Linked DNA regions of Mus musculus: region 1 is linked to region 2. The links are chromatin loops, found by intact Hi-C in ENCODE. Cell type or tissue: left cerebral cortex. All regions are shown on one strand. Links, peaks and the distances in the headings refer to the core of each region. The heading gives the core; the rest is flanking DNA.

Region 1 (15,967 bases), core at 2,720-10,719, 59 kb before region 2:
TAATCCTTTCCACGGGTATCCCGGGTATCCCGAGCTTGCCTGTGATTTGTACAGGCACAGACAAAAAAATCCAGAGCCAAGTGGAACAAATGGCCTTCCTATTTAACTCACTTTTGATGACTACGATTGTTCATTCTCATCATTAGTAGATGGCATCTACTGTTCACGTGGGTATGTGCATGTGTACCTGAGGGTGCGGGTTCACAAATGCACAGGAGTGTGGAGCTCAGAGGTTGACACTGGGTGTCTGCCTCAATTTTCTCCACTTTATTGTTGTTGTTGTTAGTAGTAATACTTCCCTTATTTTTGGTTTATCAAGACAGGGTTTCTCTGTGTAGCCCTGGCTGTCCTGGAACTCACTCTGTAGACCAGGCTGGCCTTGAACTCAGGGATCCACCTGCCTCTGCCTCCTGACAGGCATATGGCACCACTGCCTGCCTCACTTTATTTTTTGAGATCGGGTTTCTCACTGAAGCTAGAGGCACAGACTCAGCCGGGCTGGCTGGCCAGTGAGTCCCAGGGGTGCTCCTTGCTCTGTCTTGCCAGTGTTGAGACTACAAGCTCATGGCACCATGCCTGGCTTCCGGGTGCCAGGGATCAGAACTTAGGTCCCTGTGCTTCCTTGCCCAGGACTTCATCGCAAGGCTCATCTCCTTAGTGGCCCTCCTCCCACTGTGTAACTGGCAGATGCTAGATGCTTGCTAAGTTTCTGTTCTCTGAGAAAATTCTGGGCTACTTGGGCAGAATGATGATTAGAAAAAGATGTGGGGAGGGGGCCTGGAGCCACTCTGTCGGAGCCTGCGGGTGCCCAGAAGCAGTGAGATATCACCAAGAAAAGGACAACTCAGTTTGTGACCTTCACATTCCTTTCTGCTTGGCTCCTGTCACTGGGAACTGGCACAGAACCACAAGGCTGTGATCCAGTGTGTTCTGGACCAGATGCCTTTGCCTGTAAGTCACCAGGTGGATGCCTTGATGGAGCTGAGACTGGGAGCAGATCCTCAGCGCACTCACTGCTGTCACTGGCCAGGAGGTGCCGCGGGATAGTGACTCTGGCCTGGAACTACTCAGCCTCTGTGTGGTTCCTTATCCCTAACGTAGGGACTGAGAGGCCAAGTAGGAGGTGGGGAGGGTTGTTGGATGAGTGATGTCAAGGAGTAGGCATAAGAACGACTCCACAGAGGTACACGGGGTTGCTCTTTCCTTGCTCTGACACCATCCCCAAATGTGTAGGTGACAATGTGTGTAGGGGAAGGTGTGACTCATCCTGGTATGCCGCATCTGAACAACTGCTATGACATTTCTCTTAGCACTTTCGTAGCAACTCCTTCTATATGGCTTGGCACTTGACGTATCTACCTTCTCTTGAAATAGCCTTGTCTAATGAGGGATGAGAGAGGACATTCTATGCCCTTAGTGAGACTTGTTTCCATCGTCTTACAAGGCCTAAGACTAAGAGATTGACTTTTTTCCCATAAAGTTTTCTTAAAATATTTTTGAGACAGGCTCTTGCTACGTTACCCAGGATGACCCTCTTTTTTTTTTATTCTTTCTGACTAGTGTGTGGGTACACACATACATATGTGTCCATGTCTGCAGGCCAGAGACCCCTCATTGGGTATCTTTTCCATTGTTCTCTACCTTATGTTTTGAGACCTGGAGATCACTAATCCAGCTAGGTTAACGAGCTACGGGGAGCTGCTTATCTCTCCGACTCCTCAGACTGGAATTAGAGGTGCACTGTGTCAACTTTCAGCTGGGCACTGCAGATCCACACCCAAGTCATGTTTGTGCAGCAGGCACATTACTGACTTGAGTTGCCTCCCCAGCCCCTGCCTGCCAGCTGCCCTTTTTAGATGTCTTCCACTATAGCCCAAGGAGACCTGGAACTTGCTGTACTTCTCAGGCTAGGTTTGACTTGCTGAGATCTTCCTGCCTGTCTTTTAGATTACAAGCAGGTGCATTACACATAGGACTTTCTTGGGATTGGATATTTGTACAGTTGGGTCATTCCCTCAGCCTTTCAGAGTATGTACCTTGGGGGAACCTGCTATGTCTATCCACTCAAGATTTACCCACTCAAGCCTTGTCAATGAACCTGGCCACAGTACTCCATAAACCCTGGCTAAACTGGTCTCAGAAATGTTCCTTCTGCATGCTGTTAGGTATCAGCCATTTGGCACCCATAGCATTCTCGCAAGCTCTTAATTACAGTGGGCATCCATCTCAATGGAGAGACAAAGTTCCCATCTCTCAAAAGTGTGGTACAAAGAAAGCTGGACAGACTGGCTGGGTTTGTTTGGGTGTCCCTTAACTCTAAAATATATGGTGAAATGAAAATAAGGGGTTAGAAAATGTAGAGCTACCCTGGAGAGATGGCTCAGAGGTTAAGAGCACTGACTGCTCTTCCAGAGGTCCTGAGTTCAATTTCCAGCAACCATGGTGGCTCACAACCGTAATGGGATCTGATGTCCTCGTCTGGTGTGCCTGAAGTCAGCGACAATGTATTCATATACATAAAATTAATAAATAAAAATGTTATGGGAGAATAATAAATATTAGTGAACAGATGAAAGAGCAGTTGGGTGAGTTTAGTCTCAGAGAAAACATTCAGGAAGGCTTTCTGGGAATGACACAATGTAAGATTTCCTAGATAAATCTTTAGGTCAGTAGGGTGAGGTTGAGCGAACCATATACCCTATTGTCTAGATCAAGTGAATACACTGCTGAGAAATTTGACATAGGAATATAGTGAGTGAAATGAGAGTCTGAAACAATTGCCAGCCAGAGGAGACAGTGAGCTTAAAGATACTTCATTACTTTTTTTAATTAATTTTTTTGTCTATATGAGTGTTTTACCTAAATGTGTATATGTGTTTTGTGTATAAAAATATAATAAAATGCCAAATACAAGCTCCCTACAACACCACCACTGGAAGAACATTTCCTGATGTGGTACCCAAAGAGACATCTTGGAAAAAAAAACATGCATGGTTCTATGTCCCCTCTTCAGGGACATGTTTCCCCCGGATGTGAAATAGGTTTTGGCAGCTGCTCAGTATTGTTAGACCAAGGGCAGGTCAACTGCTCTCTCAGGCTTGAAATGAAGTTATCATCACAAACCAAAAATACTCAGCATTTGACCAAGAAAAGACAGCCAATGGGGATCCAGTTGCCATGAAGGATTTCTTGTTAATCTTGTAGCAGTAACTGGAAGTCTGATGTGTGCACATGAATGGGAATAGGGAGAAGCAGAGAGATTGCCTGCTGGGTGTAGGCCCTGGGCATCGTTAGCTTCCAAACCTGCATGAAGTTTGTGTATTTGTTTGTTGTTGTGATCGTGGTGGTTTTGGTGAGACAGGGTTCCCCTGTGTACTGTGTAGCCCTGGCTAACCTGGAACTTGCTCTGAAGACCAGGCTGGACTTGAATTCAGAGATCCACCTGCCTCTGCTTCCCAACTGTTGGGATGAAAGGTATGCACCACCTTGCTGACCAGAAATTGATTTTGAGCCAGGATCTTGCTACGTCAGACTGGTTTCAACCCTCTTGCCTCTGTCTCCTGGCCTGCACCACCTTGTCTAGCTAATACACGACCTTTTCATACATTTTCATGAGCTATCTCTGAAGGAAATAAATCTTCCAATGAAGGAACAATGATTCTTCTACATGTCCCGACTCTGATTATGGTCAAGAAGAAACCACCCGTTTCAGAGACCAGTTCCTTCCAGGCAGGGTCCTTGGTGGTCAAAGGGAACCAGTTTTTGGTATTACAAATGGGGGACGGAGAATCCTTCTGGGTTTCGGGTATTGACAGGATACTACCTGTGGATAAGTCAAAGATGATGCTAAATACATGCAAACGGGGATCATCTAGAAAGTTACTCGTCGCTGTATTCACCTAGCCTGGATGAAGGCCACTTCCTCAGCACTTCACAGACTAACTTGAACATGACCTCATCACACTTCCCAACTAATGCTTGGTTTGGTCTAATCCTATTTTTTTATTTACATAATAATCTCTAGAGCAGATAAGGTTTTATTTCTCATAAATTTATTCTAACCACTGTACTACCAGGGAGCTTTCTCAGAAATTTATGGGCTTTTACAAAGGAAGTTACTTTGGGGAAATTACTTCAAATGCCAAGGAACTCAAGGGACTTAATCTTGGAATTTATGGTTCTATTTTTAATGTTTTAATCCTGACACCTTTTTTCCCCCCTTAAGTCCCTTCAAGCATCAAAGGCATAAATCAGCTCCTACACAAAAGCTCCACCACGAGGGACATGAGCTTCCTGCTGACGGCCTTCAAATCAGGTTTGGGTTTTTTTTGTTTGTTTGTTTGTTTGTTGGTTGGTTTTTTTAGAGAGATGTAAAAAACAAACAACATCAAGGCACTTAAAATAGACATTATCTGAGATGACATCCTTTTTTTTTTTTTTTTTTGGCTCCAAAGTTTTCAACATCTTAGTTACTTATAAACATGTGCTCAACAAGAAGAAACAGAATGGAGAAATCTACAAGGCTATGATGCTGTTCCTGGGTCACGTGCAAATGAAAATATCTCCAAATATAACTATATCTATGTTTCTTCACCTCCATTTTGGAATACTCAGTATCATCAAACAAAATGATTTTAAAAACATTTTTTTTTTAAAGTCAGGGTCTATCACTCTATAGCCCGGAAATCCCTGTATAGAGCGAGCTGGCCTTGAATTTGGGGGAAATCCTTTCTCTGCCTCTGCCTCCTGAGTATTAGAATTAGCGGCAGGGGCCACCATGCCTAGAGAGGGTCTGTAGAAGATGGCTCTCAGTCCTTTCCCCGTGTGTGTATCTGTCCAGACAGGCTCTGCAGTGTTGGTTCATGAACTTCAGAAAAGGAAGGAACAAGCAGGGAGGGAGGTGGCCAATGTTCACTAAGGACAAACTTTGTTTTCAAAATCCATTTCAATGAATTTGTTTTAGTTTGTGCATGTGTGGCATCTATGTGTACGTCTGTGTGTATGCACATGCATATGAGGATGTGTGTGCACGTGTGGCCTGGGCTGGCACTGCAAAACTTCCTTTACTGCTCTCTACCTTCTAACTGAACCCGGAGTCACTGATTTGGGCTAACCTGGTGGTCAGGGGACCTCCTATCTCTCTTTCTCCAGCACCTGGCTTTTTACACGGGTGCTGGTGATTCCCACTTGGGTCTTCACATGTTATGAACTGAGTTATCTCCTGGCCCAAGAGCTGACCACGGTTTAAACTGCTTGCTTCTGCTTCAGTCTCCACAGCACTGAGGCACTGTTCCTCCCATTTTCCTAACTCTCTCTCTCTTTATCATCTATCTCTAGTTCTGTAGAAGTGAAGAATTGTCACTTCCTTTATTTATCCTTTTATCTACAATAACTGGTGTGTGTCTTCTCTTACAGAGCTTGATCATTCGCTCCAGTGAGGTGGTCAGAAAAATGCGAAGCCCATGCTCGATCCCAGCTTCTCCACTGACAGTGGGGAGGCAGGCAGGTACTCTGTTATATTAGTCAGGCCACCTCCTGTACATGTAGTTTTAAGTCAACCTGACACAAGCCAGAGTCACCAGAGGATGAAGTGTCAACTGGGAGGCTGCTTCCATAAGATTGTGCTGGAGGCACACCTGTGGGGCATTTTCTTAATGAGTGATTGATGAGAGAGGGCCCAGCTCTTTGTGGCTGTGGCCGGCCCTGAGCAGATGGTCCTGGGTTCTGGAAGAGAGCGGGCTGAGCAGGCCACGGGAAGCAGTACTGCTCCACGGCCTCTGCATCAGCTCCTGCTTCCAGGTCCCTGTCCTGCTTGAGATCCTGTCCTGGCTTCCTTTGATGATGAACTGAGATGTAGAAGTGTAAGCTGAAAAAAATCCTTTCTTCCCCAAGTCTCTTTGGTGTTTCATCACAGCAATGATCACCCTAAGACGCCCCCAAATGAAGTACTCCATTGCTAGACAGGACAGCCTAACTCCAGGCACCATAATCTCGAGCACTGTGCTCTCCTCCCAACCCCACAAGACAGAATCTCAACACTTAACCTAGGCTGTCCTACAACTCATCCTATAGACCAGGCTGGCCATGAACTCACAGAGATCCACCAGCCTCTGTATCCTGAGTACTGAGATTAAAGGTGTGTTTACCACATCTGGTGGGAGCACTGTACTCTTTTTTATTTTTTTATTTTTATTTTTATTTTTTGCACATTGTATTCTTAAGACTTTTTAAAGATGTATTTATTTTATATATTTGAGTTCAGTGTTGCTGTCTTCAGACACACCAGAAGAGGGCATCGGATCCCACTATAGATGACCTACCATGATGGTTGCTGTGATTTGAACTCAGGACACCCGGCGGAGTCATCTCTTTAGCCCTCTAAGATGTGTTTTCAAACAGTCTCTTATCAGCATGGCAGAACACATTTAGTGGTACCTTATACAATAAACAATGGCAACAACAAAACAAACACTTCTACCTAATTACTAATTCAGTTGCCAGTTTTCTTTGATTCCCAGTAAATTCCCTGAGCTTCCTTGTTCCAGGAGCGAGTCGAGTCACCGTCTCGCCTCCCTCTCTCACCGCTCTTTCTGAGACACTTGGTGCTTGTCTCATCTGTTCCTCCCCTGTCACTGAAGAAACTACACACTAGTCACTGTTGTGAGTCTGTCCTACAGATGGAGAGGCTGTGGGTCCAAGAGGCCCAGCAGGTGCCATCTGTGAAACCATTCTGATTATTTGTGAAGTGTATCTAAGAGGATTTCAATTCTGTCTTTCAGGTTTCTCTTAGCTCTGTTAATGACTCGGTGTATGGTCCTTTTTTCTTAATTAAAAGTCATTAACCTGTCTTGACAAAGAATGGTGCACTTGAGTCCACACTGGGACCCAGACTCTCAGAAAACCCACTCATGTGGCTGGATTGATGGATAACAAGGCAAAGGAATGGCGGAATGGTGCAGAATAGCCCTGCAGGCTGGCTTATGCCTGTGTGCTGGGCTTTATGATGGGCTGGGCTGGAGGTTAAAGGTCAGAAAAACTGAATTCAGGAAGGGTGGAAGCAATATCACTTGAAAAGCAGAATGGGAGTGGGGAAGAGAAAGGAGAAGCCATTTGCCCTGCCTCTGAGGCCAAAGCTTCTTTAAGGAGGGCTCATTGCCTGCATTCCACACTGGATTCCTAATGATACTACTGGTGCTGAAGCCGTCCCTCTTTCTGTGTGGTGGTCTCTGTCACTATAGTTACCAGAATAACAGGTTCCATAGGAACTGACACATTCTGGTTTTCTACTCTGTGCTGCTTCTAGCCATTGCTTCATTCCACACCACACCTGGCATGCCAGCAACAGTGACTGTCAGCTCCTCTACCCATAATCCCAACACAAAAGAGCCCCGCTGACCTCCACACAAGCCCAGTCTTGCCCCACCCCACCCCAATTACTGTGCTTTCTCACTAGAGGTTATGAGCAACAGCCAGTGACTATGAGAAGTCTCGCTCCTTGGGCCTCAGAGCCTCCTGCCTCCATTCCCCTGAACAGAACCATCTGCTACCCACAGGCTCGCCACACAACATCTTTGATGAGTCACAGTTAATGACAAGTTCAATGTGAGTACTGCCAGAATGATAAATTTAACTCTACTCAAATATTCATCACAGACTAAAGAAAGAGTCTTTTAGTTTTCAAAATTGAAATATTTTAAGCTTTAGAAAACTGCTTGCCTTTAAAAAGAAACCAAACACAGTCCCGGTAGTTCCAAAAACATCAAATGGAACTGAGGCAGTCGGCAAAGCTGACATCATGCGCTCGGAAATAATTGCAATTGATCGGAACAGTTGATAGAGAAGACTTGGTAAATAGAGTAGTGAACGCCGTGGGAAAAAGACACAGAAGCCGGCTCCAGGGGGCAGGCAGGCAACTGTTGGGTCATGTGACTATTGGGACCCTTTCCAGGTTGTGTGGTTTAGGCTCACTTGGGGGAGCCTTTCTTATTTCACGTGTTTGTCACTTAACAGATTATTTTCTGTGTCAAGATTCACCATATTTCCCTCACCTGGACATCTTGTTAGTTAAAGGACTAGCGAATACAGTAAGTGGACAGGGCCGATGTTCTCTTGCCTTTTAATGGGTTTATTGTGTGGCCTATGGAGAAATGGGGACCTGCGTTCCTGCTCACAAAACTTCCTTTATGAAATTAATTTTAAAATCTGACAGTATAATGGAAACCAACAGCTCTCCTTAAAATGATTTTATAATCGTTAAAAGATAAATAAGAAATAGCTTGGTGACAATGGAAATCAGAAAATAAATGAATGCAAATAGGTCCTTTTTCTGATGTCAGGCTGAGTAGCAAAATTAGATAAATTCTCATTTTATTTGCACCAAAAAATAAAAATAAAAAATAAAAAAAATCAAACAACTCCCAAGCCCTAACCTGCAGAGAAATGTGCTTTTCAAAGCATTTATGGGGTCGGGGAGAGTGCTCAGTCGTCAAAACACTAGCCATGTAAGCCAGGTGACCCGAGTTAAACCTTGGAGCTCGAATTCAATGCATAAATCCTATAGTTTGTAATCCCAGAACTACTCAGGCAATGGGAGGCAGAGACAGGGCGATCCCCAGGAGCCTGCTGGACAGCTTGGGTTTGAGGCAGTGACTGAAAGGCTAAAGGCACCACCGTAACAAGCTGAAGGTGAGAACTGACGCCCGGATGGCCTTCTGACTTCCACACTGTGCTATGGTACATGCTTATCCGTGCCTCCCCACCCTGCACTCATAAAAATTAAAGGCATTTGTGGATGTAATTTTTATTGTAGCCATAGATTAAGATAGATGTCTAATTATTCCAGGACTAAGGAGACAGATGCAAGAGGAGAATCTATTCAAGTTCAAGGCGAGCTTGGGCTACATGGTGAATTCCAGGCCAGTCAGGTCTACACAACGAGACTCAATAAACTGACAAACAGAAGCTAGTCATTAGTAACAGGCCAAGTTCAAGCGGAGTCACAAAGACTCCATATAAATGTTACCAAGCACAGTGGTTCAGACTTCCACACAAAAGCCTTCACAGACCTTGCATTTATTTAGTGCTTGCCCCTTCAACTAGACCTCACACAAGGAGAGAAGGTATTACCTAAATGCCAACTCCAGACCATGATAATCCCTCTCAGCTCAGCATTCTGCCTGGTTTTGTGCTCAACGACCGGAATTCTTCTTCACCATTGCTTTGCATCAAATGCAGAGCGCTGCTTACTGGCTTTCTCCTCCTGGCTGCTTCCCCTGCTTTCTTATACCACCCAGGACTACTGCCTATAGGTGGCACTGCCCACAGTGAACTGGTACTCCTATATCAATCACCAATAAAGAAAACACACCACAGGCTTACCCACAGGTCAATCCAGTAGGGGCATTTTCTCAATTGAGCTTCCTTTTTCTAAAACAACTGTCTTGTGTCAAGATCACATGAAACTAGCCACACAGTATGAATTTGCTTATTATTGGAACAGCTTTATTTAACTGTTTGGGGAAAAATAGGAGCATAAATAATCTGGTTTACAGGTCAATTAAAACGATCTGATTTTATGGGTTTGTGCCATTTTACAGATGACATAGAACTTATAGAAACATTCATTCCTTTATCCTCTCAACACTCTCTGTCTTAGTGTTTTTCCGCTGTGACCAAAGGCTACCCTAGGGAGGAAAGGGTTTCATTCACCTTAAAAGTGCAGTCCTTCATGAAGGGAGGTCAGGCAGGAACCTGGAGGCAGGAACAGAAGCAGAGGCCATGGAGGAGTGCTGCTTAATAGCTTGCTCCCTATGGCTTGCTTGGCCTGGTTTTTTTTATACAACCAGGACACCTGTCCATGCTCAAAGTGAGCAAGACCTTCCCACTTCAATCTCTAAGCAAGAAAATGTGTCATGAGTTTGCCCATAGGTCAATCTGGTGGAAACATTTTCTCAGTTGAGGGTTCCTTCTCTCAGATTTGTGTCAAGTTGACATAAAGTTAGCCAGCACACCTACAAAGTGAGTCAGCTGGGCTTTGCTTCCATTTTCCAAATGTTAAGACAGGATTAGAGACTGCTAGTAACTAACAGGAGACCAGTTACTGTATGTTTAGGACTATATGATGTTTAGGTCATAGTTACTATATGATTACATATATATTATATATGAGGCCTGCACACAGAAAATGGGTTTCTGATTCCATGTTCCTTCCATCTATGTTTATATCAATCTCATGACAGAGGAGGATGCCATTTGTTGTCATTTTTGTGTGTGGAAACTTTCAAACACACACACAAAGCCAGAGAGAACAGTGTAAGAGACTCCCACACAAACATCATCTAGTTTCAAAAATGACAACCTAACAATCCATCCTGCTTCACCCTCCCCAACCCAGTTAATGAAGTAACTCCCTCACATCATACCCTGGCTTTTTGAAGTTTAAGGCCAAGATGGTCTTTTTTAAGAACATAAAACTGTCTTGCCCTTCAGAAGTGGTTACATCCCATCTTTAAGCTTTACTTGGAGAGCCATGGAGGATGGGCGCTGGCCCAGAGAGCAGTCCTTCCTTGCCAAGATGTGGGGAAGTGAAGAGAAAAACAACCGATCCCTTTCCCAGAAGACTTTCCTAAGAAACACTTTTTTTTTTAAAGCCACCTTTGGTATACGACAAACTAAACACACATTGCTTTTGCTCTGAGTTCCGTTGCACATCTATTCTCCAAGCTGAAGAGCGACAGTTGTTTACTACACACCAGGCATGAGCAGATTTCCTCAAGGTGTTTTCAATGGAATGGCTCATAGCTGTCTGCCTTATCCTCCTAAGTTTGAATGTGTGGAGGATGCAGGCTGACCCTGGTGCCTTGTATGAAGGACACCATTTCTCGATGGATTGTGTGTCTTAGTTGACATTAATATTGCTGTGATGAAACACCATGACCAAAAGCAACTTGGGTAGGAAAGGGTTCATTTGGCTTACATATCCAGAGTCACAGTCCACTGAGGGCAGCTAAGGCAGGGACTCAAACCAGGAACCTGGAGGCAGGAGCTGATGCAGAGGCTATGGAAGAGTGCTGCTTACTGGCTTGCTCTCCATACCTTGGTTACCCTGCTTTCTTACAGAACTCAGGATCAACAGCCTAGGGATGGCATCACTCACAATAGACTGTACCACCATATACCAGCTGGTGAACACCTATTTTTAACACTTGGGATATAGAGGAAGGCTGTGAGTTAGGGCAGTCTAGTCTACATAGCTAAGTTGCAGGCTCCCCAGGGCTACGTCATAAGCTCCCGTGTCTCAGAGAGAGAAAGAGGAGATGGAATGGAGGGAGGGAAAGAGGAATGAGAGTAAGATTTTTTAGGGGGAAATGACTATAATGTTTACAAATATACTTTTGTTTTGGAGATGGTAGTCTCACTATGTTGGCCACACCGGCCTCTAACTTCTGTTCTTACACCATCCTCCTGCCTGAGCCTCCTGTAGCTGGGATACCAGACATGCACTGTGTCTAACTATGTGCTGGAGCTGAATAGTTTTCTTTCTTTAGCGTTCCTGTGTAAGTGTCCTCTTCCTGGCGCTGGAGAGATGGCTCTGCTGATGAGGGCATTGCTGCCAAGCCTGAGGAACTGAACCTGACCCTGGGACCCATATTGTGGAAGGAAAGAACTAACTCCTGAAGTCATCGTCTCATCTCTGCATGTGCACCATGGCACTTGTCAAGTACACACACACACACACACACACACACACACTCATTCATACACACATCCTCTAACACACACATACATAAACACATACACGCACACACATATACACACACACACTCACATACACACCCGTCATTAATACAGAATCTTATTCCATCAGCCTGAAATTATTGCCATTTTTTTCCTGCCCACTCTCTAGAGAGGGGTCCTCTTTTAGTGGACCCCTGGGAGAATTTGTGGCAAAATTTTGTCCTGGCAGTGTCTTAGCAACTGCAACATAAGGTATCTGTGGCAGGTTGCCACAAGAGAGTCACAAAAAAGAGCTGGCTGAGCCACAAAGTGTACCCGACAAATCAGAAACCACAAAAGGAGGGTAAAGAAAGGTGGTGGGGTGGGATTTAGTTCTGTGCTTAATTTAAAAAAAATTACTATATTGTAATGTGATTGACAAACAAGATCAAGAGGGTTCTAAAATTAAAACTGGAACAACATTGGATTTATTTATTACTTATTTATTTATTGTGAGACAAAGTCTCTTTACATAGCCCTGCCTGTTCTGGAACTCACATGTATACCAGGCTGGCCCCGAACTTACAGAGATCCACCTGCCTCTGCCTCCCAAGTGCTGGAAACAAAGGTGTGTATCACTATACCCAGCCTAGAAATCTTAATCACTGAGCCATCTCTCCAGCTCCCAGCCTAGAAATCTAAGATAAATCTCTGTATCCAGAAACAGCAGAGGATGCCCGGGGTTGCTAGCCTGACCCTATCTGCTTAGCTCCAGCTAGCACTTGTGACCACTGACTCTCACTAAACACAGCTATAGTTGGGTTTGGCATGTTCCACCCCAGAGCTCTTTCAAGTTAAAAGCAGTGCCTCAGGCGCCTGGCTTCCACACACACACACACACACACACACACACACACACCCAACGTGCCCATGGAAGTGATACCTAGGGAAGCCCATGCCTCATGGGCGCTTCACTCTTTCTACTCTCAGGAGCACATCCTTGGTGAATGGGGCTCCCTTTTTCTTAAAGAGAATTTAGTTGCTTCCAGTTGGCAGCATAGCAGGATAGTGGGGTGAGAAGACAAAAAGGAGACAATTCCATGTAGGTAGACACACAACATAAAATTAAACTTTCAAAATGTGTATATTTCAAGGGGAAAAGAGGATTGTTTAGAAACATTTTCTTTCTATTTATAAAAACGCACAAGTCATCTGCATTTCTATCTACTCATTGTGATGTTTTGTCTGGAAGGAAGATGTGACAAACACTTACTGTGCCTCAGGGGTGGCAGGGCTCTGGCTTTGTTATTAGAGATCTTATCAAGGTCAAACATGGAAACCTTTAATTCCAGCACCCAGGAGGCAGAGGTAGGTGGGTCTCTGAATCCAAGACCAGCCTGCTCTACAAAGCAAGTTCCAGGCAAGTCAGGGTCATACAATGAGACCCTATCAAAAATTAAAAATAAAAAATACAATAAAGAGCACAGAGGACCACTTGCTCCGCATCCACTCCTATGGCTACATCACATAGCATTGTTGGGGACCGAGCTAGAGAGGCCTTCTAATGCATTAGCACCTCGAAAAACACACGCAAACTGTTCTCCTCGCCAAGTGCAACCCTTCTCTTTGGATTTTCTTCAGTGTAGTCTCTTGCTTTAATTAACCCCAGCTATGAGCACAGACCACCACTTCACAGTAAGCACCGCTGGGAGCCAATCAGTGATCTGATTCCTTACCTGATCTTTCTAGTCCGCTAGTCCTCAGGCTTATTAAATTCTTGAAGAAATCTCTTCTCTTTGGGCAACCATGCTATGCTATGCTAAGCTATTGCAGCCCTGGCCAGATTTCAGCCCAAGGTGTCCCCTGGGCCAGGGAAGCTCGCACAGTCATCAAATGATATAACTGAACCGTCAGACCTTGTGGCCATGGCTTTTCCAGCCTCCAGAGTGACAGAGAGCCTACTACTTCATACAGGAGTCCATTCCATCTCTGCACAGCTGTTCAGAATAATAGCTTCTAGTCACAGCAATGACTGCTACCCAGGCTACATGCCTACCCTTTAGATACTTGATACTCTCTAGTCTTTATCTCTCAAGTCTTCCCCCCTCAGGGAACACCTACTGCTTACATCTAGATCTTTCACGTGACTTATTTCTAGGTTTGCTCAGTGCTCCAACGTTCTTACTTGCCAATATTTTTTTTAACTTGGCCACTTTGAGTACAGTTTTCTCACATAGCAAAGCTATCAAATTCTGATCTGAGTGCTGTATTTACCTAATGCAACATAAACCTAAATATATTTGGTCTTTCGGGGAATTTACACTGTTGGCTTTACGCAAGCTGAAACATCTAGAGCCCTACCTCAGATATTCTCCAAAGTCAGGCTTCCCTCATCAATGTAGCCACTGGAGAGAAATGCAAGATTCCCTATGCTTGGTATATTCTATTTGGTTGATATTTAGCCCCTTGTTTCAGTGTGTTACAATCCTACTGAAATGTATCAAATTTAGAAAAATAGGTCACTCCAGAGAAGGCCCTTTCCCTTAGACGGATAGTCACTGCATGGGGGAGTTTGACTTAAAACAGCTGTTTCAGAAGGGTGTTGCTTATCAGGGCGACTCAGTTGAGAAGGAATTCTGCCCTGACCCCACTTTTCTTAGTCATTCTTTCAGTTAGAGAATGCTGAGAGAGGAGACCGGAGCTCTGCGGCCTGTGGGTATAGACCATAATCCCCGGGGCACCTACAGAACAACTAGGAACGTGATCACTTTTGAGTAATTCTTGTTAGCTCTTTTGCTAGCTTTGAGCTGACCGGCAACATTCAGTAGCACAAAAGCATGACGCTGCTCTCCGACAGGCGTTTATTTCTCCATGCAGTCACGGGGCCCTTAGCCTCATTGCCAGACTTAGCTTTTCTTTCTCTTGCCAAACCCTACCTCATTCAGCTAATTTCTTTCTCATCATCAAATATTTCACTATTTATTCCTCAGGTCTTAAAAATATGTTTATTTATTTTTTAAAACTTATTTATTTTATGTATGTGACTACACTGTCACTGTCTTCAGACACACCAGAAGAGGGCATCAGATTCTGTTACAGATGGTTGTGAGCCACGATATGGTTGCTGGAAATTGAACTCAGGACCTCTGGAAGAGCAATCAGTGCTCTTAACCTCTGAGCCATCTTTCCAGTCTCATATTTGTTTATTTTTAAATTATGTGCATGTGTGTATGCGTCTGTGTGGGGTTACGTGCATGGGAGTGCATGTGTGTCTGGAGGCCAGAGGGTATGGGATCCCTTGGCACAGGAGCTATTGGCAGCAGTGAGCCTCCCGACATGGGTGCTAGGAACTAAACTCCAGTTCTCTGTAAGCGCAGCCATGTGCTATTAACTAACTGCTGAACCACCTCCCTAACCTGATTTGTCAGGCGATTCTTGGGAGCTTACCACATATGAGAGGCACTCAGCAGAAAGGTGAACAAGCATATGAAGAAGAGGCAGAGAGGATGTACTTTCCACACAGTATAGCAAGTGGAATGGGTGTGTGTGTGTGTGTGTGTGTGTGTGTGTGTGTGTGTGTGTGTATGAATGCACACCAGAGAATGCTCTAGCTAAAGTGGGATGCAAGAAAGCTGAAGTGAAAGCTAACAGAAGTCCTTAGGGCTGTATAGCAACTGACTAAAGGAAAAGGGCTATCGAGGGCTTGAGAGATACCCTAGCAGGGAAAGTGCATGCTGTGCAAGAAGGACCTGAGTTTGCGCCCCCAGGGCCCATGTAGAGGAAGCCAGGCATGACACCACACATTTGGAATCCAAACAGTGAGCAGGTGGAGCAAGGTAGATGCTCAGATCTCTTTAGCTGGTTTGGCAGAATTGGTAAGCTCCAGGTTCAATGAGAGACCCTGTCTCAAAAAGTACAGTGGAGAGTGACAGAGGACAATGCTGATGCTGACTTCTTGTCTCTAGATGCATATGATGTGTGTGCATGTGCACACAACACACACACACACACACACACACACACACACACACACGAGGGAAAATAGAAGACGGGGGTGGGGGAAGAAGCCAGACAGGCTGGTCATGGAAGCATTCTAAGAAGAGAATGACAATAATAAGGGTTAGGGTCTGAGAACTCTATGAATTCCCCCTTCTTCCTCTCCCTCTCCCTCAATGGAGGACAGAAGTCTCCTATGAAGTCACTGAGGATACACACAGGACTGTAGATACTCAATTCTGCAGCCATCTTTATA
Region 2 (15,967 bases), core at 4,053-12,052:
ACCATGATTTTTAGTCACTCTTAGCTATCTGATCTAGAGTATAGATTTTCCCATGAAGAAAAGCACATTAGGTCATGGCCATAGCATATCTAATATGGCCTGTCAGAAAGATTCCAGGCATGTGCCTGGTCATACGAGGTTCTAAAAACTAGCCAGGCTCCAGAGCTGACATTCTTCATTCTTATTGACCACAGTCTCTGCGAGTGAATGATCTCAGTCTTGACAATCAAAAGTCAATGAAAAAATATGCTCTCCTGGTGGGTATCTAATTGAATCTTGTCTGCCTGCAAAGTACAATGATATGATTTATTATGAAATGACCTGAAAGGTGACTCATCACAGAGGGATGACCACTGTTTATTCAGACTCCTGTTTTCAGAAGGTAATTAATCCTTTTCAGGTGTTCCAGTTAGAATCATCTGCCACTTACATATATGATCTCTTACTGTCAAGGTTTGTATATTCTTGGACCAGGAAGTGCCACCATTTGGAGGTGTAGCCTTGTTGGAATAGGTGTGACCTGGTTAGAGTAGGTGTGTCACTGTGGGTGTGGGCTTAAGACCCTCACCCTAGTTGCCTGGAGGTCAGTCTTCCACTAGCAGCCTTTAGATGAAGACGTAGAACTCTCAGCTCTGGCTGTACCATGCCTGCCTAGATGCTGCCATGGTACCACCTTGATGATAATGGACTGAACCTCTGAACCTGCAAGCCAGCCCCGATTAAATATTGTCCTTAGAAGACTTGCCTTGGCCATGGTGTCTGTTCACAGCAGTAAAACCCTAACTAAGACAGTTACCATAACCAAATAATGACTGCATTTTCTCTGAAGATCTGCTGGGCCCATATTCACCTGACAGACTTGTAAATACCAGGAATTCGAGTCATGTTACTTTTATCGGCCACTGGCACCCATGCCTCTCTCTGCATCAGTTAATTTTACAGTAAGAGGTTCAGGGGAGAAAGCTCTGTTGCTTGAGTTTATGTGCCCATCTATCTATTCCAGGAAAGCATTTCTCTCCTTGTGTGGCCTGAAGCAGGAAGATGTGAGGCTTGCCTACATTTTAGCCCCAGTCTGTGTTGAGTCCCAGGCCACACAAGCTAACCTCAGATTTAGCATTTTCTCCAGGCTTTGGGATGGTCTGAAACTTAGGAAAGAGGACTGAAACAGCCTTTCTCAAATACTGTTGAGTTCTTTATCTGGCTGCATCCACTTGGTTCTAACTTAGCAATGGCCACTGGGTCTATTAGGAATCCATTTCCTTCTCTTCCCAGGCTAGCGGACTGTATCTACATCTTTTTGCATATTTTTCCTGTGTAAAAAATATTTATTTATTTGTTTGTTTGTTTGTTTAGGTTTCTTTACTTCCTAAGCTGACTTCACGAAACACAGAATGCCATTTGATCCTCTGGAGAGTCTGTTCTCATTGGTCCGACTACGATTCTTGTTAGCATCTCCTCACTTTTGGCCATTTCTGTATCTTCAAGGACCTTGTCCTACACCTAGAATTTCTTTTGTTTGATTTTTATTTTCTTTGTTTTGAGACAAGGTCTTCATAGATAGCTCAGGCTGGCCTTGAACTCACTAAGTAGCCCAATCTAGCTATAAACTTTCTGAAATTCTCCTGCCTTGGCTTCCTGAGTGCTGAGGTTACAGGAGAACGTCTGACGTAGTACATACAACTGGTTTCAGATGTCAGTTCCAGCCCCAGTGATCTGTGGATGTGCTGTCGGAGCTGACACTTCCTCAAATTTTAAAGGATTATTACCCATCACCAGAAGGAGCTCTGTCAGCAATGTGCTTTTAGCGTTTCTGTTGTCTCACAAGACCACATTGACAAAACATTGTTGTGACATAACCATTAGGGAATCAAATAGCTCTTGGAAAAAGTCGGAGACTACGTACTTCTCCTGCTCTGAATTCAAGTGTTGAACAGGTTTCATATTTAGAGCATAGATGTAAAGATTTTGCACATTCCTGGCTGGATGTGAGCCTAGCACACAGTACACTGGTTGGCTTGCTTCTTTGGCTTTTACTAGACAGTCTTTTGCCAAATTCTTCCGAAATTTGTTTAAAGGCATCAAATGCATTTTGCACCCCAAAGAGTATTTGAGTTTCTTGTCCAAGGAATGTGTGTTGATTATGGTATGACTACTAGTGTTGTGGGGTGCTACAGACGTAGTGAAATTTGGTGGCAGCTCTGGGTTTGTCTCTGAGGTGCGATATGTGAGTACTGATCTTGCTAGAGTTTGGTACCTATGCTTTTCTAGGTACCTATTGAACTGCCCCCCCCACCCGTTTTAAATGTATAATGTCTTATCTTCTCTAATTTCACATCATGAGCAGCCCTGTGGCTATTCTAAGGCAAGTGCAGATGAGGAGGTCAGCCAAGAACGTTTTGTTCATTAGCTGAGAGGTTTGTTCTCGTTTGTCCCACAGCTAACTAAGTAGCATGACTCAGAAGCATTGCTCGTATGCACCTGACAGATCTCCCCGAATGCCACCTCCTCCCCCTTAAAGGCACCGCTTGGATGAGCTAAGTGAGAGATGTATGATGACTGAAAAGAGTCCTCTGGCCAGAGAAACTGCATCACCAAAAGTGAAAGGGACAGCTCCTCGCACAGCAGCATCGCAGGGAACACACAGTCAGGGGCACTCGTTAGCAGAGAGAGAGAGACAGAGAGAGAGAGAGAGAGAGAGAGAGAGAGAGAGAGAGAGACAGAGACAGAGAGAGAGACAGAGAGAGAGACAGAGAGACAGAAAGACAGAGAGACAGAAAGACAGAGAGACAGACAGACACACACACACACAGAGAGAGAGAGAGAGAGAGAGAGAGAGAGAGAGAGAGAGAGAGAGAGAGAGAGAACCAGCAGAAATGCCTTCCTTGAGATCCTTTGCTCATTTCAGATGTAGCCACCCCTAAGCGAATGTCAGGAAAAGGGGTCACTCCTCACAGCTAAGAATGAATTCCTATAAAGTTCTGATTTCCTTCCTTTTTGCCTCTTTCAGAGAGAAATTCCATCAATCGCTCAACTCTCTTCTCCATCACTCACACCCCTCACTGGCATCCTCCTATCTTAAGGGAAAAAAACAGAAAAAGCCAGAAGCAAAAACCACTTCTTGTATCCTCCATCTCCTATAACTTCTCTTTGCCCTCGCCCTTTTGGAGACAGTGGAAAACAGTGGTTAGAGAAGGGCCCTCACAGCTGCAGTGTCTGGCCTCAAGTTGCACACCAAATGGCTGTGTGCCGGTGATACTTGACCAATTAAAAAGGGAATGATGACCTCATCCGAACATAGCTAAGAGCCTGGGGTTAGGTCATGTGTGTCAAGGACTCAGAACAAATAACTCCAGGTTTTCAATATTCCAGTGCCCATCTCTGTAAATGGTGTAACCTCTGCAGGCAATGGCATGTTGGCCTTTAGCCCTCATCTTGTGGGTTTGGCTCTGCGCATGGGCTTCCAGGGTGACAGAAGCTGTGTTGGAAGTGTCCTTGTTTTCTTCCTGACTCTGACATTCACTCTTCTGTTTCCATTGTCCCTTCTTCCCAGATATGCCAATGAAAGGCTCCATGGCCAGCCCACTAGTGGTAATCTTGGTAAATCCAATCAATTCATTTAAATTCTTTTTGATGGGGCAGGGCTGTTTAGCAGGGCTACGGTCTGACTTAGACTACCCCTAAGTCCTGTGTGTTAAGAGACTTTGCTTCCAAGGTGGGGTTACTGGGTGGAGGCAGTAGAACTTCAAAAAGTAGGGCTTTGGGGTAAGTGTTAGGTCCTTGGAAATGTGAACTTAGAAACTGAGATCCAGCCTCTTGCTCTTCCTCTATTGCTCCTGGCCACGAGATGAACACTTTGGCCTCCCTATATGCTCTCCACCAGATGTGCTGCCTAGCAACAGGCCCAGTTCATCTTGGACCAGGACTCTTAAAACCAGGAGGCAAAAGAACCTTTTTCCCTTTCTAAGTCAACAGCACATGGCACGTGACATTGATGGATAGCTGGCACACACAGGCAGTGCCGTACGTGCCATCTTCCTCTTTTTGAAGCCCCATCCCTTGGATGGTCCTGGTTCTTCACACTCCATATTCATCACGCTTACCCCTCAATTCTCTGAACATTCTGTCTCAGGCTCCTCTGAGGACTACACTTCCTCTGAAGAAGGCCTTCTAAATATATCTGTAACACAAAACTAAACTCAGACATGGGGAGAAAAAGAAAATTCCTTTTTGTTGGTTAGAAGATTCTCTTCCTAAGCTCATACCCACGGGGTAGCAAGGGAAAAAAAATAGCTAAATGTTCTAGAGTGATGTGAGGGCTTGGTAATTTACAAAGACCTAGTCAGCTATGATGAACTGGGCCTCTTGCTAGGCAGCACATCTGGTGGAGAGCATATAGGGAGGCCAAAGTGTCCATCTCGTGGCTAGGAGCAATAGAGGAAGAGCAAGAGGCTGGATCTCAGACGTAGAGGTCAGTTGCTCCTGAATACGAAGGAAAGGGGTCAAGGAATGTACCTGTCCCCTCCCAAGGAGCCTGTGAGTGGCTTGACTGAACACTCTAAATTCTTTGTTCATCTGAGCTGTTTAGCCTTACTGTTTGGGATATGGCATTAATGACAGAGACTCATTTCTTTGCTGTGCCATCTTGTCTAACAAGATAGAAATAGCTAGTAAGGTATATATGCATGTTCTTTCCAGTGTATCTTATAGTCCTGATTATCCTTAAATGCTTCAAATCATATCATTCTTATCAACCTATTTCCATAGCAGTTTACTCATTTTAAAGTGACAGACAGAGTAGAAAGTGGGACACAAAGTTCGTAATGTCTGTTATATGTACAGTACACACACCTACTAAGTGCTACTGTAGTGGCAATGGAACTAGCAACAATGACATCTTTTTGTTTTTGTTTTTGAAACAGGGCCTGATGGATCCCAGGATGACTTCAATTTTTCTATGTAGCAGAGGATGATCCTAATCTTACGATTCCCCTGTCTCCACCATCACAGTACTGGGGTTACAGGCATGAGCCTCTCTATGCCTGACTTATGGAGTGATCAAGTCCAGGACTTCATGCATACTTCTTAAAGTACTCTAGCAACTGAGCTGTAACCCCAGCCCTGATAGCCACTCTTCTCTAGACAAGCCAGTGGGAGTGAAGAGAAATGCAGTGGGGACAGTAACATCCTGAGGAAAAGGAATTGGCAGGCTGGAAGGGAGATTACAAAATTTGTCACCCACTCAAATAAGTACGTATGACATCATTATATGCTGAGAGAACAGCTGGCTTTAGCATCAGGTCAAAGCAGGATCTCACTAATGCGAAATACAGTTCTTCCTTCAGCTCAAGACCGGGATTTGAACAAGTCTGTTGTCATTTGTCATTCTGTCACAGAGAGGTCAATGCAGTTACTGTATTTCTTCTTATCTACAACAGCATAGACTCTGCTGGCATCATTAGAGAGTACTGAAATGTCACACTACACTGTATTCACAGATCAGCCTTGTAGTCACCTCCTTAATTATTTCAGAAACACCTAACAGCCAGCAGGAAGCCTGGCAGAGGGAGGAAGCACCCACAGCCCGTGAATGAACGAACACACTCTCCTTTCACTGAGGATGATAAGACGGCTTATTCTTCCATTCTCAAATATTCCACAAAGAAAAAGATTGTGGCATCTTCAATTGTGCTCTGAATAGAGAACAAGTAGGAAAGAAGTCACAGGAAAATAAAAGGAGGGAGCAGCAAATAGCGACAGCTATGCAAACACGGCAGGCACACCAGGAATGGAGTGGATAAACCACAGTCTGCAAAACAGCAACTGTGCAGACAAATGCCGGCCATTGCATCAGGACTCTCCTGGCTGACTGCACATTTCCACATAATACACACTTCCCCTAAATTCTTCTATCTTAATCCAGCATCTAATTAACCATGCTAATCAAGGCATGCCCATTACATGATCCACAGACAAAAACACTAGTGTAAGAGGTTATTTCGAATTCAAACGTCCAGTTTCCCTTTCGAGAAGCAGTCTTCCTGATGTTCAATGGTGTACTCTCACATACACTCTGTTGGCCCCTGCCCTGAGATACAGTGTTGGTGTAAGCATTTTTCTAAGAATAGCAATGGTCACTACAAGTTTTCTTAGCAGTTTCCAACCTTTTAAAACTGTTAGTCTTTGGAAATTCTTGGAAACAACACAATATGCAAATTTAATACATCTGGAAGTTATATTAAGGTTAGCCAACTTCAATTTTTATTAATTCTAAAATACTAAGAACTAGAGGGGCATCCACATACCCTATGAAAGGATTATCCTATAGCTTTCCACACCAATACCAGCTGGGATATCTTAGAACACATTTATTCATATTTTACTATTGATGTCTAGCTTGCCAGCACCATTTTTAACCACTAGACTACCCCAGCACAAGACACACATACACAAAAGTCATAATTACTAGATCCAGAAATGCATAAGCTTTACTGTGACCTGATAAATCCTCTAGATTAGTGTCTCTTGGCCAGCTTTTCATTATTATAATAGTGACTGAGATAGCCAACCTACAACAAGAAGCTCCATTTTAGCTCAGTACTTCAGCAGCTCTGGGCCATGCTCAATTGGCCCGTGGGTTTGGGACTCACTGAGTGTGGCAGTACAGGATAGGGGGACCACCAGGCAACACAGAGTATGTGGAAAAGTGAGAAAGAGAACCAGAAAGATACCAAAGCTCCATAATCCCATGCGGCATGCCCCAGGGACCTAAAGACCTCCTAAGGCTTCATCTTTGAACATTTCCACTACCTTCCCAAAACACCCAAGTGGGGACTATGCTTTAATTCATGTGCTTGGGGGGACAGTATGGATGCAAATCACAACAATAAGACTGGTTTAAAGTTATGTGTTGGAGACGTGATTCTTTTCCTACCATAAAGACAGATATATTGTATCACACATCCATTTCAATTCTTTTTTTTTTTAAAGCAAAACAAAAAAAATAGCTTTATTGAGCTGGGTGTGATGACACAGGCTTTAATCCCACTAACAGGGGGAGGGCAGATTAGTCTAAATAGCAAGTTAAGTCCTAGGCCAGCCAGAGCTACATCGTGAGACCCTGTTTCAAAACAAACAAAACCCAAATAGCTTTACTGAGATATAGGGTACAGTATACAGTATATATTTAAATAGACACTTCAGTGGCCTTTGTTATATGCCCAGGGCTATAATGACCATCATAACAATCTAATCTTACAACATTTTCTCCCTCCTAAGAAGAAAGTCCATTGCTAATGGCAACTAGTCCCACTTCCTCTGAGCCCTGCTTCCCAACCTCACCAGCTCTTTGCAGTCACTTACTCTACTTTTGAGGTCTACAGATTTTCCTACCCTTAACATTTTACAACAAAGGAATGGAACAATACAACAAAGTGATAATGTTGTCTCTTTCACTTACATTTAATGTCAGAATATTATAGCATATATCAATACTTTATTGCCAAATATAATTCTTTAATATGGATTTATAATACTGTGTATCCATCATTTTCGTTTATTATTTTCAGTTATTATCAGTGGATTAGCAATTTGAGCTGGGTCTTCTTTTAAGTTACACGGAACAGTGCTACTGTGAACTTGCCTTTATCTGCTAAGCTATTGGGCTGGCCCAAGGATTCTTATATATTCTGGATACAAGTCCCTTATGAGTTATATAAGTTGTGAATATTTTCTTCCACTATTATGGGCTTTTCTTTTGCTTTCTTGATGATATAATTTACAATAACTTGTGACTTTTGTCCTACATTTAACATCTAGCTTTTCATGTAGGTGTATGCTTAGGAACCTGCTTCTAAGGGGCAGTGAGTTATGACTATCGCTGTGGATATGGTTTAAATATCGGTTTTATTGCTCAAGGATTCGAGTGTCTAAAAGTTTGGTCTCTAGGTGGCACTGTTGGGAGGTACTGGAAAGAAAGAAGTTGGGCCTAGCTGGACACTCTCGGGTCTTCATAGATGTCACACATATTAGTTATCTTCATCTATTTTAAATTTATTTTGAAAAATTGTGTGTATTTGCGTGTCTCTACTTGGATATGTGCACGAGTACAGATACCTACTGAGGCTGGAAGAAAGCATCAGATCCCTTCGAGCTGGAGTTACTGGCACTTGTAAGCCACCCAACATGGTTGCCGGGAACTGGACTCAAGTCCTCTGCAAGAACCATGCGAGTACTTTCCTGCTGTGCATCTCACTGGACCCAAATGCATTTTTTTTTCCAAGACAGGGTTTCTCTGTGTAGCCCTGGCTGTCCTGGAACTCACTCTGTAGACCAGGCTGGCCTGAACTCAGAGATCCGCCTGCCTCTGCCTCCTGAGTGCTGGGATTAAAGGCGTGCACCACCATTGCTGGGCTGATGTTTTTGTTAATTATTTTTTAACACAGTTTTAATTTACCTAACTAGACCTTTTTCATAACTGCTTAGAATCAGCTTGTGCATTTAAATGATTTTACTTCTCCCTGGCCTGTATCACCATTGGTGGAGATTTCCATAAGTCTAGAAGTAGCTTTTAAAAAAGAAAGAGAAAAAATGCAAGAAGCCTCAGCAATCCAAGCTGGTTTGCAGCCCTAAGATAAAGGGCTGTAAGTAAAGGGCTGGCTCTGTCTCCCACTGTATCCCTCAGGAAAGGCAGGGGAAATGCCTTTATATTTATATATAATGTAGTTTTTGATTGCAACAATGGAAAGTGACATGATCAAATTAATTTTTCCAGCTGAGGAGCCAACTAGGAAAAGAGAAATAGACGTTAATTTATACAGCGTTACTATAACAAGATTGAAAAGTCTTTCCTTCCTCCCATCTCTACACTGACAGAGCCTTGAGTCATTCAACATGTGTTAATACCTACTATGTGCCAGAGATCAATTATCACTCGATTATGGATTTAGTTTAATTATTTAAAGCCAGGTCAATCAAATACAAGTTGAACACCCTAGTTAAAAATCTGAAATCCAAAATATCCCCATATTTACAGCTGCTTGAGAGCTCTCTGGTCTATGCAACTATTCCAAAGACCCTCAGAAAATGTTTGTGTACATGTGTGGTGTAAGGTACATGGGCATAGGTATGTTTATAAGTGTGCTTGCACACTTGTGGGTGCATATGTGTACACGGGTACATAGGAAACTTAAATTAGAACACTTCTAGTGGTAAATATTCAGAACAAGGGACATTTGACCTTGTACTTCCCAGGATGCCTTGCTAGAGTCGCCCAGTAAGGAGTAATCTCTTCCATTGCTCATAGGTATTGGTCAGCCCTTAAACACCATCTCTTGACTTTCATATAGTTTGTTTGCTCGGGTGCATGCTTTCCTGGAGCAGTACAAACTGATGATGCTAGAAAGCTTGTACAGGAGTGGTGGCAAGGAAGACAGAAGCAGACGAACCCAGAGCTACATAGGAAGCAAAACTGAGACGACTCCTTTATGGGGAAAGGGCAAGCCCTAGGCTTCTGGTTTTGCACATCAGATGGATGCTGAAGGATAAAATCATTCACTAATTAAGAGAGCGCTGGATAAGAACCAGGCTTGATCAGAAAGGCCAGGCAGGTGGTTTTGGTGATATTGAATTTGCTATTTCTCAGATATCCAAGTGGATAAGTCAATAAAATTATTAGATATAAATATCTGGGTATTGATGGTCTAGGAGCTAGCTCAGTCCATAATGTGCTTGCCAAGGGCCTGAGTTTGAGCCCCAGAACATTACAAAAGCCAGGTATAGTTGTGCATACTTCTAACTCAAGCACTAGAGAAAGAGAAACAGAAGGATCCTTGGGGCTCACTGGTTGGCCAGCTAGCCAAACCAGCAAGCTTCAGGCTGATAAAAAACAAACAAACAAACAAACAAACAAACAAACAAACAAAAAAACCTTGTCTCAAAAAAAAAAAAAAGGAGAAGTCCTGAGGAATGTCACCTGAGGAATGTCACCTGGCCTCCACACGCCCCCCTCCCCCCACATGCCAAGCACTCCACCCCTAAAACTCTAGAGCTTGGGGTGGCACACAAATTTGATGCAGTTATTGGCTTTAAAGACAGTAACAGAAGCCATAATCACAAATAAGACAGTTTTGAAAAAAAAATCCACAAAATGGAGAGGGAGGGAGACTCTGTTAATTATTTTATTGAACCATGGTCAGGACAAAGTGTGTCATGTTTGCAAAAGTAAATGGCAAACTGTGGACACCAAATCTGTGGGTTGTAAATGTAACGCTTATCTGCCTGATGTAATTGTCATCTCGGAGGCTTACTGCTGGATAAGCTCACCCTTTCTAGCTCTTTCTGAACTTTGGCTGGCAGGTTTTCAACTCAGCTGTCCTGGTTCAAACTCCTCTCCAAGCTGGCTGATCTAATCTGGCTTCTCTCAGCTTCTCACTGAATTGCCCTGCTTGACCTCAGATGAACTCTGGCAATCTGTTCTAATCTTCTGGCTCCCTCTTATTCTTTGGCTTCAGCTGCCTCTGCTGCCCTGCACTGCACTGCATGGACTCAGGGAAGAACTCAGCTCCACTGTACTGCACTGCACTGCACTTACCGCCCTACACTGCACTCACTGCACTGACTCCCAGCTGACTCCCTCTCTGTGCCTGGGCTCCCCTGTCCTGTGCTGTTCTCATCAGAGTTGGGCGCATCCTATCTCTGACTCATCCCGTCAAATCTTTCTCTGATTCATCACTTTGTTCCTCAACTAGATGTCACTGTCAAACAAATCTGCTTCCTTCTACAAACTTAGCTTTACCTTAAAGGTGTATACTAAGGGCATACCTGTATTCCAGCCAGAGGGAATAAAGGCGTGCTGTGTGTCTGCATTCCAGCTGGATCACACAGACCTAAGTCTTTGGATGTGATCCCTTGCCAGAGCAGCCATGTTGCTGAATTAAAATCCCGCTAAAGTGGGCTATTACTACTAAATGTGTATCTTATTAAAATGTCTATGAAATATGTTCGTGATTGTTCATATGCTCATATTCAACTATTTCATGACGGTCTAGACATGATTATATACTGCTCACAAAACACGAAAACTCTGGCATTACAAAAGGAGTAACAGCTGCTGCTGAGATGAAACACCGCACTGCCTGGCTGCTGCTCCATTCTCCCAATTGTTGGTGGGAAATGAGGCACCCATCTTCCCCATCTTCCATCCCATTTCCTTCCCTACACCCCGCTCCCCCCCCCAGCCATATGGAACAAGTCTTACAACCAAAAAAAAAAAATCCAAAGCAATAACTTTAGGGGAAAAAACCCTGCCAGATTTTACAGAATCTTCAAATGCATAGCAACTAAATGACAAGGTAACGCCCATCACAGAAAGGACGCCTGAACGAACGATAAACCACAATGCAAACAGTTATTTGATGGCTCGTGACCATTAACTAGATGCTATCATCAAAAGTTTTCCTCCAAAGATCAGAGTCAGCATCTCCACATGTGTCTCTAGAGGACATTTGCCAGATGTGCCTGCTCCTTCTCTTGGTTAACTACTGTGTCATTGTTGAGACCAGCAAGAAATATCACAGAGGGAGTGAAAAAGTCTTTCAAATTACCTATATACTGAAATGTTCCGGATTCTCTTCTTGCAAGTATGGACGAAGTCTTTCCGGGCTTGGAACTCTTCTTTCTGAGCTCTCCAAGTGGGAAGCATGAAGATGCCACTCAGAACCATGAGTTAACTCTCCAAGATGTCTGCTCATTGGTAATGGGGGAGGGGTGCCGAGCAAGTAAGCTCCCTCCCCCAGAGACCATCCCTCTCCCTCTGGAGACATTACACATGGCCAAGCTGTGCACCTGCTCGCCAAGCCTGCATGGCATTCCACCCACGCACCCACCCTCTGCTGCTTACAGCTTCTTACTTCTCGTCTGCTCCCCTTCATTCCTTGTTCTGGAATTTTCTTTCCCATAAAAGTTAACATAGTCCCTCTCTTGGTCTTTAAGGTACACAGGCAACTTTAACAACCAGGGATAAAAGGTAAAAAAAACCGTCGGGCAGCGGTGGTGCACACCTTTAATCCCAGCACTTGGGAGGCAGAGGCAGGCGGATTTCTGAGGCCAGCCTGGTCTACAAAGTGAGTTCCAGGACAGCCAAGGCTACACACAGAGAAACCCTGTCTCGGAAAAAAAAAAAACAAAACAAAACAAAAAAAACAAAAAACCCTTGGATTAGGAATTGAAATTTTTATTTTGCTATAACTGGCTCTGCTATTAACTAGCTATTTAATCTTGAGCAACTAACATTCTAAAATTATTAATTATAGAATTACAATGTTAATTGAGCAATTAGCATTCTGTAAAAGGGACAGGAATTAGAAGAGGACAGACAACATGACTACTTTAGGAATTAAGTACCCCAAAGCCTCAAATTACCCAATATAAGACATCCTGAAATTCTGTTATATCCCAATTTATTTGGCCACACTTTGATTCAGCATCATGCACTATAACTATAACCACATCTCGAGCAAAATTCTCTTTATACTGAAACAGGACTCTATTCATTCTTATCAGCAGCCAATGTTATTTGATATGTGACCATATATTTTGCAACTTAACCAAATATTACAAATTTAATAAAACTAGGCCAAGGAGTGACTTGAAATCCATAAACTGAATCTATTCTGAGAGGTTGCTATAAAAACCAGAGTATTTAAAGATCGCTAGTGTGGAGTGAAGGGAGCCATTTTCAAAATCATATGGAGTGATTCCATTTACAGGAAACATTCAATATCTGGAGAAAAAAAAAGTAGATTGGTGGCTGCCTTGACTGGGAACTGGGGAATGACTACAAACAGGGCTACTCTTGGCAGAGAGGAAACGGTCTAAAATTACATTGTGGCAATAGCTACACAGCTCTGTGAACTCAAGAAAAACCAATGAACTATATGCTTTAATGGTAAACAGCACATGTGAATTATGTCTTTAAAAAGCTGCTTTTACTTGGTGTGGTGGCACATGACTTTAATCTCAGCATGAGGGAGGCAGAGGCAGGAGGATCTCTGTGAGTTCAAGGCCAGCCTGGTCTACAGAGTGAGTTCCAGGACAGCCAGGGCTACATAGTGAGACCCCATCTAGAAAAAAACAAAACTTAAAAAATAAAAAGGCTTAAAAATATTGAATGTTTTCTCATAGGTTGAATTTAGCCTTAACCATGTGTATATATATATATATATATATATATATATATATATATATATATATATATGTGTGTGTGTGTGTGTGTGTGTGTGTGTGTGTGTGTGTATGCATATGTACATGTATATGCATATGTATATGTGAAAGCAGAAGAAGATTATTTGTGGGAAGGGAAGAGACCTGTTACAGGAGAACAAGAGCGGTTAATGGGAGATGAGCATGAGCAAGGTACACGTATGAGTGATGTACATACATGAGCACTCTGAAGAGATCCACTGTTTTGTACCTTAGCTTTAAATTGAAGAGGAAATTATTTAAAAAATACTGTGGCTATTTCTTTGCGAGGTGTGAGCTGACCCAGAGAAACAAGCATTTTCCCCTAAGTGCAGCTTATTGTAAAAAGGATCACTTATAAGTTACATATTCTTAAAGACACTGAAGAGAGAACTATACAGTAACTCACTGGGTTTCTGCTTGACACTAAATTCTCCCAGGCAGCAATAGGTAGACTCTTGGGGGTCAAACTTCAGGGGGAAATTTAAGAATTGATGCCACTGGGCAGAGTTTAATGTGAGCAGCTTTAAAGAGACACATCTGGTAAGGCCCTCAAGTTAACAGCAGCTACCAGGTACAAAAGGAACCCAGGAAAAAGCAGGTCGTTTTATTAAGCTGACTTATTTTGGAGGCGAGCACTGTCTTAAGGCCTCTACAGAAAAGGAGGATGTGAAGCCGGTACTGAATTCCCACTTCCCCTACGACATCAACAACATCTATTCTAGTAAAAGAAACTTCCACAGTGCTAGATGAACAGATGTGTCTGACTAGTTATCACATTAAAGATGTCCTCATAGAAGGACTCAAATATCTGGGATTATCAATTGAATACACTGCTGTATCCTGGAAGACCAATCAAATGACTGTAACACTTTAAGAATTATCTATTTATCTATCTTATTTGAAATAAGAGACAGTATTCACACCTCAAGAGAGATTAAGGCAAAGCCTGTGTAGAACTTAAATGTCTAGACTTATCCCAGGCTCCAAATTCAGAAGGCTAAGGTTCAGAGCCAGCCCCTGAAAACTGGTCTCCAAGATCCAATGACACTGAAGAACTACAGGCTGCTCTGATGCTGCTCAGAGGAAAAGCCATCCACTGCGTCATAGTTAGGGTTTCTATCCAGTTTCTATGCCACTGGGCAGAGTTTAATGTGATGCACACCATGAGCCAAAGCAGATTGGTGAGGAGAGGGTTTAGTTCTCTTACAGTTCCCGTATCACAGCCTGTCACTGGGGGAAGTCAGAGCGGGAATCTGGAGGCAAGACCTAAGGACACCCAACACATGGAGGGGCGCTGTGAACTGGCTTGCTCTCTGTAACCTGCTTAGCCTGCTCTCTTATAGAACCCAGAACCCTCTTCCCAGGGCTGGTACTACTCACACTGCATTCTCTCTGTGCTAATAGATGCTTACAGGGCCCCCTCACAACAACCATGAATCATGAAAATGCCCTACAGATATGCACAAAAGAATTTTATGGAGGCATTCTTCAGTTGAGAGCTATGTCAATCTGACAAAACAAAAACAAAGAAACAAAAACCCAACAACAAACTAGCTAGCACAATTGACAAACACCTTTCCTTTCTTGATAATCCCAAGATCTCATGTTAATAGTAATATCACAACATAAAACATAACTAACTTTAAAAGACCCAGAGCCATGAAAAGTTCAGTCTCTTTAAACCACCCAGTCTCCTTATCCACTCTCTAAAATTAAAAACAAAAAACAAACAAAAAAACCCAACCCTCTCAAATTCCAAAGCCTCTGTAAAATTCCAGACTCTTAACTGCATGCTCCTATACAATCAAGAATAAATTAAATATGTTCTTATTCAAGAGGAAATAACCAGAAACCGGTCACAATCAAATCAAAGCAAGTCCAAATCCAGTAGTGTAGAAGGCTCAGTGTCAGACTTCAAGGGTTTACTCACCATCTTCTGGGCTCCTCTAAAGGGCTCCGTTTCTCAGGCTCTGCCATTGTTAACGCCCATAGCTTGTCTTCTAGGTACAGACTAGCTAGCTCCCGCACCTGCCGCTGTCCCTGGTGGTCATCCCATGGTACCTGCACCCCCAAAATGCTGGGGTCTCTGCTGCAACTGCACTGCACTTTCACCAGCAGCTTGGGCTCTTCCGGAACTCTGACCCTGTCCCATGGTACCCAACCCCCAACTACTCTCCAAGATTCTTCTAGGTCCACTGAAGCTGAACCAGTGGCATCTTACTGCTACAACCCTAACACACAGCACTGAGCCTCAGCTGTTCTCCATGACCCTTTCTTGCTTTCCAAATTAGCACCACCTGGTGACTCTTAACACATTACCAAGTTCTGCTGCCGTCATGAGATGCAGCCTTGGCCCTGACTCTGACGGACCATGGCTTCTGAGCGTCGACCCCGAGGAAACAGTCCCAGGGTTATGACCCTTAATAATGCCGGTCTCTTTTAAATCATTGCTAATTCTCAGCTCCAGCACCAACTGTCTCAGTAAAATGAAGGTAGTTTTGTTTTTGTTTTCTTATTTCAGTGGTGCTGATCTCTCTTTTTTAATTGCTCTATGTATTTATTATCTATAGTTAATGCAGTAAGAGGGGTATGATCTCTTGTTAGTCACAGCAGATTCTTCAGCTCCAGTTAACCACACAGAACAGAATCAGAATTCAAAATGTTGACCAGCTTCCATAGGCTCTATGACATAGATTCTTCAAAGGACTCTCAAACTCCCCTATGAAAG

What was found. A loop is a pair of places that touch in the nucleus more often than their neighbours do. Peaks named below come from ENCODE experiments on the same cell type or tissue, not always from the same donor. Only the 100,000 strongest peaks of a DNase experiment are listed, where the experiment ranks them.
Region 1: a loop joins it to region 2, with 2.2 times the contacts of the local background. A loop is called at or near these places in 2 of 42 quality-filtered maps.

The regions. Positions count from the first base shown.
Region 1 is chr2:121,614,110-121,630,076 of GRCm38, forward strand. The region is part of intron 1 of Frmd5 (FERM domain containing 5); the gene reads right to left. Among named protein-coding and RNA genes, the nearest start is that of Wdr76, 120 kb to the left of the region's middle. In left cerebral cortex, for the core only: CTCF peaks have their summits at 6,288 (motif pointing right) and 9,342 (motif pointing right); DNase peaks (open chromatin) are centred at 6,737, 7,628, 9,245 and 10,594; H3K4me3 peaks cover 419 bases; H3K27ac peaks cover 1,448 bases.
Region 2 is chr2:121,671,960-121,687,926 of GRCm38, forward strand. All of the region lies in intron 1 of Frmd5 (FERM domain containing 5), which reads right to left. Among named protein-coding and RNA genes, the nearest start is that of Frmd5, 130 kb to the right of the region's middle. In left cerebral cortex, for the core only: a CTCF peak has its summit at 7,956 (motif pointing right); DNase peaks (open chromatin) are centred at 4,156, 5,274, 5,550, 5,771 and 2 more places; H3K27ac peaks cover 1,389 bases.